3 separate regions of the Homo sapiens genome follow, and regions 1 and 2 are each linked to region 3. Evidence: chromatin contacts called from ENCODE Hi-C data. All regions are on one chromosome and are shown on one strand. Each heading gives the region's core, a stretch centred on a gene start or an enhancer-like site at or near the end of the contact. The rest is flanking DNA. Distances are from core to core; before and after follow the strand shown. Region 1 has its middle 150 kb from the start of ASMER1. Region 2 holds the start of RBM11 (RNA binding motif protein 11). Region 3 overlaps C21orf91-OT1 (C21orf91 overlapping transcript 1).

The links. A loop is a pair of places that touch in the nucleus more often than their neighbours do. Pooled maps may share reads with other maps.
Region 1: a loop to region 3 is called in a map with no recorded cell type, with 19 times the contacts of the local background. The contact joins two enhancer-like sites. A Hi-C loop is called at or near these places in 3 of 37 single-sample maps with no recorded cell type and 4 of 50 pooled maps.
Region 2: a loop to region 3 is called in a pooled map, with 4 times the contacts of the local background. The contact joins the promoter of RBM11 here to the enhancer-like site in region 3. A Hi-C loop is called at or near these places in 2 of 50 pooled maps.

Annotation. Positions count from the first base shown.
Region 1 is chr21:14,761,885-14,766,040 of GRCh38, reverse strand. No RefSeq gene overlaps it. Among named protein-coding and RNA genes, the nearest start is that of ASMER1, 150 kb to the left of the region's middle. RefSeq lists enhancers at 2,252-2,311, 2,442-2,501, 2,552-2,681, 2,842-2,961. Within about 2 kb of position 2,745, at least 7 of the 41 ENCODE cell types and tissues checked have a DNase peak (open chromatin) inside an H3K27ac peak, as active enhancers do.
Region 2 is chr21:14,214,168-14,218,787 of GRCh38, reverse strand. RBM11 (RNA binding motif protein 11) reads right to left here and starts at 2,631. Exons shown (of 5, transcript NM_144770.5): 1 at 2,506-2,631. The coding sequence starts at 2,601. RefSeq lists a silencer at 2,585-2,814.
Region 3 is chr21:17,782,907-17,787,478 of GRCh38, reverse strand. C21orf91-OT1 (C21orf91 overlapping transcript 1) reads left to right here. Exons shown (of 4, transcript NR_038871.1): 2 at 269-451; 3 at 1,867-1,931. The region is part of intron 2 of LOC124900465 (a long non-coding RNA gene); the gene reads right to left. Among named protein-coding and RNA genes, the nearest start is that of C21orf91-OT1, 7.3 kb to the left of the region's middle. RefSeq lists enhancers at 2,261-2,320, 2,731-2,820, 2,851-2,920. Within about 2 kb of position 3,243, at least 7 of the 41 ENCODE cell types and tissues checked have a DNase peak (open chromatin) inside an H3K27ac peak, as active enhancers do.

The DNA of each region.
Region 1 (4,156 bases), core at 1,496-3,995, 3.0 Mb after region 3:
GTAGGTTTACTCTCCCAATTTTCAGAGTATGCTGTGAAGAAAATGTTCACCTACATTAATGACATTTTGTTTCAAAATGGACCATTTATCCAACACATTATTGAATGCTTACTATACGACAATGTTTGTACTAAGAACTAAGGCCACAGAGTGTAATGAAACATAATTTCTCTCTACAAGGTGAGGGCATATAAATGACGTTATAAATACCATGTAAGTGGTATGAATAAGATGTTATGGGCTCCCCAAGGAGCATGTGTCTATAATTGGGGGAATTATGGAAGGACTCAGTTAGACGGTGGTATTTGAATTTGAAGGATGAACAGGACTTTTGTCAGACAGAAATGTCAGGAAAAGGACATGCCATACAGAAAAGCATGTATCAAAACAATGAATTGGATTTTGGTAATGGTAAGAATTTTGGTTTTTATGTGTGTGTGTGTGTGTGTGTGTGTGTGTGTGTGTCCCTACTTGAGAGCGTTATGGCATAATGATGGACATTATATGTCAAGGTTTGTTCAAGGAAATCTCAGCTACTCTACGTATTGCAAGTTTGAAATGTTTAATGCAGGGAATTAGAAGTTTATTCTCATTGGAAGGCTTTCGGGGAGATAAAGACTATCTCAGTGCAGAATACTTATTGAGGTGATTTTCAAGTGTTCATTCAGAATGTGCTTCAAATCTCATGACCACCCATGTGTCTGCTCACAATATCTGGGGAATAATGCCCTCCCAATCTTTGGAATTTGGATTTGGAGGCATTTGCTTTCCATGTCTTGTGTGATGCTTCTCAATAGTGACTCTAAACAAAAACCACATGGGGAATAGTACTGCCAGCATTTTCTTTGTTGCCATCTGCTTTCTGGCAGTGGAAAATAGACCTTATGGGTGCTAAAGTGGTACAGAATGATAGCAGACAATAAAGCTCGGTGAAAGGCAGGTAAGGTTGGCTGGAGTGCCATTGTACCGCCTTTCATGACATCATATGTGTTCGCACTTCCTCTTGGAATCATTGGAGATATTATTGAATGTCTTAACTCAGGGAATGAAATAATTAATTGAGTTTCGGAAAGATTAATCTATACTTTTATTATTAGAAAAATAACTATATATTTAAAGAAAAAATAATAAGGAATGAAGGAGGGCAACGTGTTAGTGTTGTTTTTGTGTTCTTATAAAGATACCTGAGACTGGGTAATTTACTAAGAAAAGAGATTTAATTGACTCATGTTTCTATGGGCTGTACAAGAAGAATGGTGCCAGTCTCTACTTCTGCTGAGGGCTTCAGGGAGTTTACAGTCATGGTGGAAGGCAAAGAGGGAGTGGGCCTCTCACATGGTGTGAGTGGAGGGAGGTGCCACACTCTTTTAAACAACCAGCAGTTGCATGAACTACCAGAGCGAGAACTCACTTGTTACCATGGGGATGGCACCAAGCCATTCATGAGGCACCTGCCTCCATGACCCAAACACCTCCCATGAGGCCCCACCTCAAACAATGGGGATTACATTTTAACATGAGATTTGGAGGGGACGAACATCCAAACTATATCCAGCAACATATGACACTCTGACATTCAAATTATATGAAGTTTGGATTAAGGGAAATAAAAATGGAAGGTAGAGAAATCAGTTGCTTCCTGAGCTTTGTCGTTTCCCTAACAGCCAAATTTTGGTTCTAAGAACATTAAATGAGCACCTAAACACTAACATTGTGCTTCCAGAAAAGAATCACCCTGTTCGTCTCCACTTTCACTCTTCGCGATCCTTATTCAACTGATCAGAAACAAAATTCTGTCTAGAAAGGTCACCTATGGATTTCTGTAGCAAACACTTTTAACCAACTACTAAAGATTTGCTCCTCTTGCATAATATAGAGGATGCTATGAAGTGGCTGCCCAGACATGGACTATCATTTCCAACCCCTTTGGATCTAGGTGGGACCATGTCACTGAATTCTGTTCAATGGAATGTGAGTGAAAATATAACAATTCCAAAACTGTCACATAAAATCTTCCACCCCTTCCAAACTCTCTTCCCATCCACTGGCTGGATAAAACTTTCTTGAATGACCTGGCAAGCGACATAATAGAGGGGAGATTCTTCATGAACTTGGGTCTCAGAACCACCTTTACCCTCTACACCACACTGCCGCCACCACCACCTCCAACTGGACCTTACGTGAGCAAAAATGAAACCAACACCACCACCACCAACAACAAAACACTCATATTTTATTAAGCCACTGAGATTTTGGAGCTTTTCTATAATCACAGCTGGTAATATTTTCTCTGTGTTTCTCTGTGGCAATACGTACCACATCTTTAGCACATGATATGGCTATTTAAATGAGAATGCTTTTGGAGTACTTGAAAATATAGATAAGGAATTCAGAAGGCTCTGAAAACAGAATTTTGGAGTTGTTAGCACATAGGTAGTAGTTGAAACCATGGGTGTGGGTAGGATGATTCAAGAAGAATGGGCAGAATGAGAAAAGAAGGCCAAAGAAGAAATCTTGGGGAGTCAAACAGTAAGGTTGCAAGCAGAGAATGAAGCAGTAGCAAAAAGTGTAGCCAGAAGAATAAACTATATTCTGTCCTAGGATTCATGAGGACTCAAGGGAAGGAAGAGTGTGTCAAAGGCTGAGGATAAATGTTTCACTGGAGTACAGAGAACAAAAGAAAAATAGATAGCTGTGCACTGAGGAGTGAAAAAGGGAAGTGAAAGTAGAAACAGAAACTGCAGCTGATTCTAGAAGTACAGCAGTAAGGGAAGGAAATACATGCCTTCAAATTCAGCAAAATAAGCAGATTCATTTTAAGGATGAGGACAAGTTAGACAGGTTTGTAAGCTAAAAGAGAACAGCCACGACAGAGGATACAGTGAAGATTCAAAAAACGGTGGTGAATATTGAAAAGGCGTTGGAGGACACATAATAGAATGCAAAGTCCACAAGGAGAGGGGCTTTGTGTCTTGTTTCACACTGTGTCCCCAGGCTTAGAATATTCTGGCATCAGAAGGCACTCAGTAAACATAGAGAGGAAGAAAGGAAGAAGATGAAATCAGGAGTACAGATTAAAGTGTTATCTTTGGAAGACAGGCAAGACATCCTTTGGGACAGAAGGGAAGGAGAGAAAGCTGGGGAACATGCAGATAATACAAGAGGTGCGGTTTGTGACTGATGGCTGCTATTTTCTCTGTGAGGTAGGAGGCTTGGCCATCTGTTAAAATGAGTGGGTGAGTCCAGCTAAGTAATTTAAGAAGAATGGTAAAGGTTTGTACCAGCTACTAGCATGAATAATATGGTTATTTACTTGAAATAAAAATATTAGATGATACTAACAATGCATGCATTATGAAAATTGATGCATTCATTTGAGGTTACTTACTGATTTACAGAAAATAAGCCACTGGGTGCATTCAATCATTTATAAGGTTAGGGGTTAAGTTTAAGACATAAATGTAAATTTGTCTGCGTATTATCCAGAGTAAAGTCAATATCCTCTTTGGTACATTGCACAATCTCAGACACTGTGTTACTCTTTTGCTGTGAGCTTTTAAGGTCTACCTTAATATATTCATAACTGTAACATTGTGTAATTATGAACTTCATCATTTGGATAAAATTATGAACAAAAGCAATTGTCCAGAATTCTCTGATTTAGTTGCCATATCTTAAATAATGCCTTTTGTGAAGAAAATATGTGATTAAATTATATGTAAATACTTTAATTTTATAGACTAGAGGTGGCTCTGAATATGTAGATTTCATAATGTTAAATATCACAAAGACTTCTGTGACCATAAAAAAGCTGCTTAATTAAGCACTTTAATATACTGTCAAGGCATGTATATTAAGCAAAAGCAAAAGCTTAATTACTCTTTTACAGACTGAATCCAGACAACTTTGGACATTCCTTCATTTGAAGAATTTTTACTGAACAATTACAGACCATTGATTGATACAGTGAAGATCAGAATGGCATAGTTTTCCTGTCTTCATGGAGATGAATGAATGAACTGTATTTTTTATTAGCCTAAGCATGAATTCTTCCCAAATTTCCTCCATGAACCATAGGATCCTACCTCTTAACCATTTTATGAAAATTCTATGGTGAATTGAGGTCCTCAAGTTGTCTGACAATATCTGATTTTGC
Region 2 (4,620 bases), core at 1,382-3,881, 3.6 Mb after region 3:
CAGCCATGATAATGATTGGAGGAGGCACTTACAAACACAAACAACTGATTTAATGCTGAATGGTTCAGACTTTAATAACTGATTATTTTTCCCTGTAGAGTTGCATAAATAAAAAAATTGCTTTTACTCTAAAGAAAAATATTAATGATCATCTTTAAAATAATTCTGTGTGTTAAGATTTAGTCTTTTCCTTTCATTCTCTGTGCTCTCCCAGGGACTAGCTTCCCTTCCCTTCTGGCTTCAAGGACCACCTCATCAACAAATTTACTTTTCCCACCATGTCTCTTTCATGGAGACACCTCCTGGAGATGTCTATGTTTTTGTACTTCAATCTCAACATATTTGAAACTGAATTCACCATATTTTCTCTAAATCTCAACTCTAGTATTAAAAGTGTAATGATAATAAATCTGATTTTCTCATTTCCAAGTATAATCAGAAATTTGAAAGAAAATAGTAAAAGGATAAATATACTGTAATATAAAAACCAATAAAATTGGTGATTTTTATACAGATATTAAATAGATGTAATCACTATGGGACAGAACATGCTTACGTGATTTGAATTTTGACATAAATTTAGATATTCAAAGCATTTGTAAAGATAAAAGTCAACATGAAGACTTACTTTTAGCAACAATCACACTATCTTACAGTATTTTTTAAATCACAATGAAATACATAGTGTGATAGTTGTCAAGTTTTGCTGGGTGTTGAAGTCTAAAGTGGAAGAGAAACTCCACTTTGGCAATTCCTTTCAATACCTAGACAAAAATAAGAACTTATGCTTCTTACCTGATCTATTAAATAAAATTTATATTTTGCTTAGGTGGAAGAAGGAACTGATAAAGAATGAGAAGATAATATATAGTCTTGTGGATCCACACAACTGATATTGATCGAGTCCTGATTGACTAAAAATAATGGTTATTGGATAATGCAATCCCACCCCAGTCTTCCACTCTCCTTTTTTTGGAGGCTCAAAGTGAAAGAAGTCTTCTGGAGAAAAATAACTCTAAGTTTACTTTATATTTCTTTCGGTTTTTGTTGTTGTTTTTTTTAACTTAATATAGTAAGTTTTAAATGATACTGAATGAAAAAACAGATATGGATTAGAGTTCATAAAAAAGGAGGCAAGTTTAAAAAGATGAATTAAAAGGATGAACCTAAAAGTCTTAAAATCAATAATATTTTTCAAATAATAAAAAAGTTTTACGTCCAGGAAAGGAAACTGTATTCCTGGAAAGAACCCTCTCTACCAAATTGTATCTACAATTAAAAGAGGGTTGCTTTAGTTAAGTTTCGAGACAAAAGTAAGTCCTTTCACAACCAAATAAAGGACCCCTTTGACCCATTCAATCCTGAAAATTTAGTTCTGTAATTGCCTCCCTCGGAACTTTCCCTTATTCTGATAGGAGAAAGTAACTATTGATTTCTCTTGATGTTAGTATTATTACTAATAATAACAGCAGTACCATTAGCAGTAGTAGCGGTAGCAAACAGCGAGTGCTAGACTCAGCTGTAGCCATTTTACCATTAGGCCACATATTCCGATAGCCACATTATACTGCAGATACTACTACTCTCTTTTGACATATAAGGAAACTGAAGCACTGAGGAATTCATTGACAGGCTCAGAGTCACACTGCTGACCTCAGAGTTCGCACGCGGAACCACTTTTCTATCTATGTCCCTTCTCTTTTTATAGATTATCGTAAACATTGTAATTTTAAGTTCTCCCTGTTAGGAAGATAAAAGGATGTCTCGTCAATTTGTTTTCCCAGCACCCTCAGTATTTGCCCCGTAATTCCGGATCATTACACGGTTAGGGGAATGGCTGAATGAGTGTATCTTTTTGGCAAGTGATACCTAGCTGTATAGGACAATACGATAAGTGAGCGTGTATACAGGACACAGCAGGCTTAATCCTAGAGGTACCAGATCTCAAAGTTTCCGAAGGTCCTCTTGGTATGAATTAAAGGGCCTTGTCCAGGGAATCACCTGGTCACAGTCACGGTAAGTTGGCTGCCAAATCATCTCAAATCTCACTTTTCATGCTGGAATAAAAATACTGTCCGCATAAAAGGGCTTGAAGGAAGGAGCAAGGTGTAAAAGGAAACATTATAAAAGCGACCCCTCTCCTTTTGGGGGATGTCAGGCGTGCTTACTACTTGACGGAGAACAGTGACCAGGCTGTTTTCGGTTCTGCCCGCGCACACCCGAGGCCCAGGCAGCCTCTGGGAAGCCCTTAATCAGAAACGGGGGTTGAAGGAACCACGTCCCTGCCCAACCCCAGGACTCTGCAGCGCGGATGGGGATGGGGAACGCGCCCTCATTTCACTCCCCAGCCGCTCACCTGGAGACAGGTGCGCCAAGAGGAAACGAAATTAAAACCCCTGCTCAGGATGGGACGGAAGGGGGCCGGGCTCCGGGTGGTCCAGGTGCGCGCTATGTTTCCGGCCCGACGTGCTCCGCCCCTCCGCCGCCCCTTCCCAGAGACGGTACCTGAAGGAACAGCTCGTACAGAATCTCTTCCCGAACTCGGGCCTCTAAATTCCCAACAAACACGGTCCTGTCGGCCTCCTCCTGAGCAGGGAACATCCTCCGGTCTCGGCCGTAGAATGAAGTAGGAGCTGAGACCCCGCCCCTTCTCCGGCTTTACGGCGCCGCCTGGGTGAGGGGGCGGGGCCGGCGCCGGGAGCGCGCGCTGGGGGCGAGGCATGGCTCCAGGGCCACGCCCCCAGCGGACTTGGGGTACCGCCCACCGCACTGCTCCCTCGCCTGGCGTAGGGCTGGGCGGTGGGAGAGTGGGTGAGAGTAAGAAAGATGAATGCAGAAAGGGCTTTACTCTTTAGCTAGTGGGGTGGCTTCCTTTTTTTCTGGCACATTAATTGATTTTGGATTTATTCAATCAACATTTTAAATAAAGTCACTGTAGAGATGATTTAAATTGTGGTAACTTCATTGCAGAAGCTCCCAGGCAAATGCGGGGAGATACATTTCTTTGGGTCCAAAGAATAAATGAACAAATCATGAAGATATTAAACTATAAATAATTTTTGAAAGAATCGATGTTTGCATGGATGTGGATACAACAGAAAACTAGAATTAAAGTTTATTTTCCTAGAAAGTGCTCCCTAGATGAGTTTTTGAAACTGGTCGCAGAGGTTTTAAGTGGACTCCAAAAGGAACTTGAGAAAGCAAATACCAAGGGATATACTGGTGAGAGTGAGCCAGTTTTGTGTCTAAGCCAGAATTTTTGAGGATGGCAGCTAGGGTTTGTGTCAGGATCCAACGGCTGTACTTTGTTTCAGGGCTATACTTTGTATATGGTGTACCAGGCTAAAGGCTTAGTTCTTTCTTGGGGATAATTTTTGTTTTTAATAAAAGTCTTATGAACAATAAAATTACAAGAAAGGAGAAAGAAAACTTAGAATCTCAATACTTTGATAAATCAGCTGTCAACTGTTAACTTGGCTTCCTTTCTGAAGCTACCATACGTCTACATAGGACCTTGAGATCATCTCATGAATATCATATAGGTGATCAGAACATTATTTGACCTTTAGTTTGGCATCGTGATAAAATTTCATTTTGAATTGAGGAAGCATGCTTTTATCTGGTTGATGGACCAAAAAAAGTCATCTTTTCTAATGAAAAGGTACACATTTTAGGAAATCCTAATTTCTAATTGATCTCTGACATTACATAGTTTTATTACTTTGAACAAGTAATTTCTCTTTGGAATTCGGATTCTGTTTCTTAAGGAATGGATTGGACTAAATATAGTTACTTCATTTAATAGGTATTTTCTGAATGCTTAATTCTTGGAAAACAAAGGGAAATATAAAAGTCTGACCTCCTAAAGCTTATACTTTGGGAGAGACAGCCTTTCTACCCTCACAAATATAATATAAATGCTAGTAACTTCAGTAGTTACCTTCAACTGATATAAGTCCTGTCTCCATTTTTTTTTTTCCTTTTTCTTTCCTCTATCATCAGTAGAGTTGCGGTACAGTAAGAAGGAGTTAAGGAAACACTCATATTGTAGGCAAATAAATATATGTTGATCAAATGAATGGATACTTGCAAGTCTCTGTTATGTGTAGACCTCTTGATTTATTTGTATTCATTTACTTCATAAATCTCATCAAAGCAACATATTTCCTCCTTGAATTCCCCTCAGACACTTCTTATATGCAAGCTGTATCTTCAGGTTTCAGTTTAAACCATTGCATGTATATGAGTGCGTATGCTACAAACCTTTAACTACACTTGTAATTAATGTTCATATTATATTGTTCTATTGAAATTTGCATCCTTCTTTGTCTACAAATGTGCATAATTTTGGTGTTATAATATCCTCTTCTGGCCGTACATAAGTTTATAGTGCTTATAATTCTAGAATACTTAGTTAATATTATAAACTCTGAAAGTCAGCTTCTGTAGTTAGCAATTTTTTCAGAATATGATCTCAATATATCATTTTTCTAATGTAAGCATGTTCTGTTTCTTAACTCATATTGAATGCATGCATGGTAATAAATCTAGTAGTAGGTTAAAAATAATTCACTTCACTTTCAGTATTTACTGTACCATTAGTCATATATCAGGTTTTAA
Region 3 (4,572 bases), core at 1,994-4,493:
CAGAAATTCTTTGCAGGTGTCTTAGAGGCCGACAAGTCATACGTGGATGATGGATAGAATAGGAAGGGGAGCTGCAGGCAGAACAAGGCCTGTTTTATATATTGATACTCTAAATTCATAAAAACCTGTTCGAAAGGTTTTGCTTTTAGAATCTGATAAAAGTGATGCATTGGATCCTTGCAAGTTTATGTCTTTGGGTTTTATTTTCTATTTTTGATTTTGGTTTTGTGGTTTTCTGCTGTTCTTCCACGTCTGAATCCCTTTCTAGTGTTTGGATGGCACAAGTCACCACCTCTAGAAGCAAAAACTTCAACCTCCTGTGTATCTGAGGCACCTCGCCCTGACTGGTAAAGCAAAGAAACTGGATAGGAGAAGGCCTGTGTTGAGGGCATCAATGGCTAACTGTCAGCAGGGACAACAGCCATTATCCCATATCCAGTGAGTACAACAGGTAAGTTCCTGACATTGGTGTTTGAATAGCCATTGCCTTGTGTACATTAGACTGTGATCCTAGTAGTTGATTACATCACCTTTGTTCCTGCGTGGTTTCCCAGCCTTCTGGGTGATCTCTCCCCATTGAATAAATTCCTTTATAGCCTAAGTCAACTAGTTGCTTTCTCTAGCTTGCAACTCAGAACTCTTGTTAAACCTAACCTCTTCCACTGGGTCTATGTCCTGTGTTCTACTCTGAGATCTTATGAAATTCATTTCCAGAGGTGAACTGCTAAGAGCCAATGCATATCTAAACTAACCCTCAGCCACATGGGCTGCCTTTTGAGTCAACTGAATCTGCTGGGAAGATTCTGAAGAGAAATTAAACCTCTTGGTAATGCAGATGTCAGTTTTCCTGTTAAGAATGTGCTTTAGGATGGGCACGTTGGCGCATGCCTATAATCCCAGCACTTTGGGAGGCCAAGGCCGGTAGATTGCTTAAGTCCAGGAGTTCAAGACCAGCCTGAGCGATGTAGCAAGACTCTGTATGTACAAAAAATATAAAAATTAGCCTGGCATGATGGCATAGGCCTGTAGTCCTGGCTACTTGGTGGGGCAGAGACTGAGGTGGGAGGATTGCTTGAGCCCAGGAGGTCAACGCTGCAGTGAGCCGTGATTGTGCCACTGCAGTCTAGCCTGAGTGACAGAGCAAGACTTTGTCTCAAAAAAAAAAAAAAAAAAAAAAAGAGAAAAAGGAAACCACTGCTCCAAACCATAAACTGCCCCAGAATTTACTTCCCAAAAGATGTGGTAATGCTACTTTCCTGCTAAGAGACCTTTCTAGATTATCACTGCCTACAAAACAAAAGCCAGTCCCCACAGTTTAGCATTTAAAGCCTTCACCATTTGGCATCCACTTATTTTCCATTCTAAATCTTTCGTCAATTTTCAGATTTCGTTATGTTGCCAGAAACTCTGCCAAGCCCTGTAAGTCTTTGGGTCTAAGGGATATAAAAGCCAACAAGACTCTGTTGGTCAACTGGAAAGTATTCTGCCAAGAGATTGAAAGAATAAGGATTGAATAATGTTCATTGTATTTAGCAACCAGAAATTCATGGAGTACAGTTTTAATGGACCTGTGGGAGCAAAAGTAGATCACAACAGATTGTAATATGGATGCAACGTAGTACCATGATTTGAATGTGTTCCCTGAAGTTCATGTGTTGGAAACTTAATCCCAAAAGCAACAGCATCGAGAGGTGGAGTCTACTAAGAGGTGATTAAGTCATGAAGACTCTACCCTCACGGATGAATTAATGTTATGGACGGAGTGGGTTAGTTATCATGAGAGTGCCTTTGTTATAAAAGCAAGTTCAGCCCCCTCTTGTTTGCTTGCTCACATCCTCTTGCTCTTTCCACCATGTTATCACACAGCATGAAGTCTTGCTACCTTGCCAGATGCTATCACCATGCCCTTGGACTTCCCAACCTCCAGGATTGTAAGCCAAATCAATAACTGTTTGTTATTAATTATCCATTCTGTAGTACTCTGTGATAGCAACATAAAATAGACTAAGACAGGTAGGATAGTGGATTTGAGGTATGATGTCTTTAAAATTTTATGAAGTGAAGTTGAGGTAAAGAGGATGTTGGGTCAAGGTTATTTTTTTAAGGTTGGGAAGTACTTGAACATGAATAAATACTAAGAGGACAGAGCCAGTAGAAAGGCTAACGATAGAGAGGTAGCAATAATCAAAGGAGCCCAGTTTGAAGACACAGAACAGAGTAGCACACCGAGAATGACTTGTCTTTGAAGAGGTTTAGGATTACCTCAGGTTTTGACACTAGAGAGAAGGTAAAACTACAGATGAAAGTATTTGAATCAGATTTGTTGGAGAGTAAGTTGAGAAAGTACTTAAATGGCTGCCTCTATTTTCTGTGAGAAAGACGAAAAAGATAATGGGTCAGAGATTCAAGGGAAGTGGTAAAGTGCTGAATAGTTACTACTTGAGGAATGAGAAGGGTCCTGACCATCAGAGGAGGGGTTTAGAAGAGGTGGAAATGAGGAACCATGACTCACCATTGGTTAAGGTTGCCTGAATTTGCTTTCTGATTTTGTTGCTGTAAAGAAGAGGTGCTTAGAAGAGTGAAAATGAGCAACCATGACCGTTTAGAAGAGGTGGAAATGAGGGACCATGACTCACCATTGGCTGAGGTTGTCGGAATTTGCATTTGGATTTTATTGCTGTAAAGAACAAGACGGAGTATTTTTGAAATGGGAGTAAACTAAACTGAAAGCACTACTGAAAATAGATTAGAATCTGAAACTGAGATAAATTTGTGGCTCAAAAAGAAAATTTACAAAAGCCAATAGATGAAATTTCTAGTGTGGGATAGATGAGAAATATGAAAAGCTACTGCAAATGGCATGTGGGAAAAATATGAATACTATAGTCTTTACTTCGTTTCTTCAAGCAATAATTTTATTTGTTCTCTCAGTATTTGGTGCGATGGCGAGGGTGGACTAAGACTCTGTTGTGAAAACCAAGCCCTTATAGGTCAGTTGGTATCAAGCTTCACCAGAGGGAAGTCAAGAAATCTTTAACCTAGAAGAGAAGAGGTTTATAAGAGGATGGTCAGTACAGTGTACAGAATGTGGAAGAAAACCATAGCATAGCTAACGCAAGAGTTTCAGATCTGTAACTTCAAAGCAAAGAAAAGGCAGTGTGAATACAGAAGGGCTATTCTAGAGGAAAGAGGCTACTGAACTGAAAAGTGATTAAGGCAGAAGAGGAAGTTGTAATGAGCAAGATGATTGCTAAACCGACATGCAGGAACTTCTCTTCTAATCTTCTGCCACAACTAAGCACCTCTTTACCTCTCTTAGCCTCTGTTTTCTCATCTGTAAAAAATGAAATTGAACTTTATGATCTTTAGGGGACCTTCTAGCTCTAACATTCTACAAGTATAATGAATTTTAAGAAACCTACAGTGGAAAATCTCCCAAGCCCCTCTATGAACAGCAGAACTGAGCTGAAAGGGCACAAAGAAAATGTGGTTTCATTTTAAGAGGAAACTGTGAGGTGCTGTTACAGCAAGCTATTTCTGTGATCACCTGTGACAAAAGAGAAAAGAGAGCTGTGTCAGCCTGGCTCCTATTATAAGCAGCTACACAATCCTCTGCATACTGTTTAAGAGCACCTATGTTGTAGAAAGAAAAAGAGGTCTATATATTTTGGCATCTTGTTACTCTGTCACATTCCATATCGGGGGAGCTATTGGGAGAGAATGTTCTCTTAGGAGTAACAGTGGGATAGTTCTCCCACACAATCAGAAGTTGGGTCACCTCCAGCACAGTTCCTAAAGGCTGGCTCCTGTGTGTGGAAAATGAGACACGTAAAGGCAATGTGGTAAGCTAGTTAATAGGATAGAATTTATTCATCAATAAAATTGTTCTTTGTTCTGAGAGTATGTCTTTCCTATGGGAATAGTAAATTTTTCTTTCTTTCATGAAGTGATGACAATAGATGGTAGATTTTCATTTTTGTTTATTTGTTTAGTTTTCAGTCCTTACTTGGTGGAATTAAAACCACAATCTTGTATTGGTCTATTAGTCAGGGTTCTCCAGAGAAACAAAACAAAGTATGTATATATGTGGAGAGAGAAAGATTGGTTTAATTCCCTAAACCAGCTCTGGGGGCTGGCAAGTCTGAAACCTGCAGGGCAGCCTGGATGGGTGGAAACTCCGAGAGTTGATGCTGCAGTCTTGAGTCTGAAGGCAGGTCAGAGGCAGAATTCCTTCCTCTTCAGGGGACCTCACTCTTTTCAGACCTTCGACTGATAGGACAAGGCCCACCCACATTACAGAGAGTAATCTGCTTTACTCAAAGCCTACTGATTTAAATGTTAATCATATCTAAAAACTACTTTCAAAGCAACACCTAGACTGGTTTTGACAAAACAACTGGGCATCATATTTTCCATTTTATTTCAATTTTATTTTAATACTCCATGAATTTAACAAGTCTGGAAACGATGAATCTGGCATTATTTTATCCAAACAGTTGTCTCTGAGCAGCACAATCCTAAATCCTCTACTTGGGTTATCACAATCTCCAAAGAAAGAAGTGCATGTAAGAC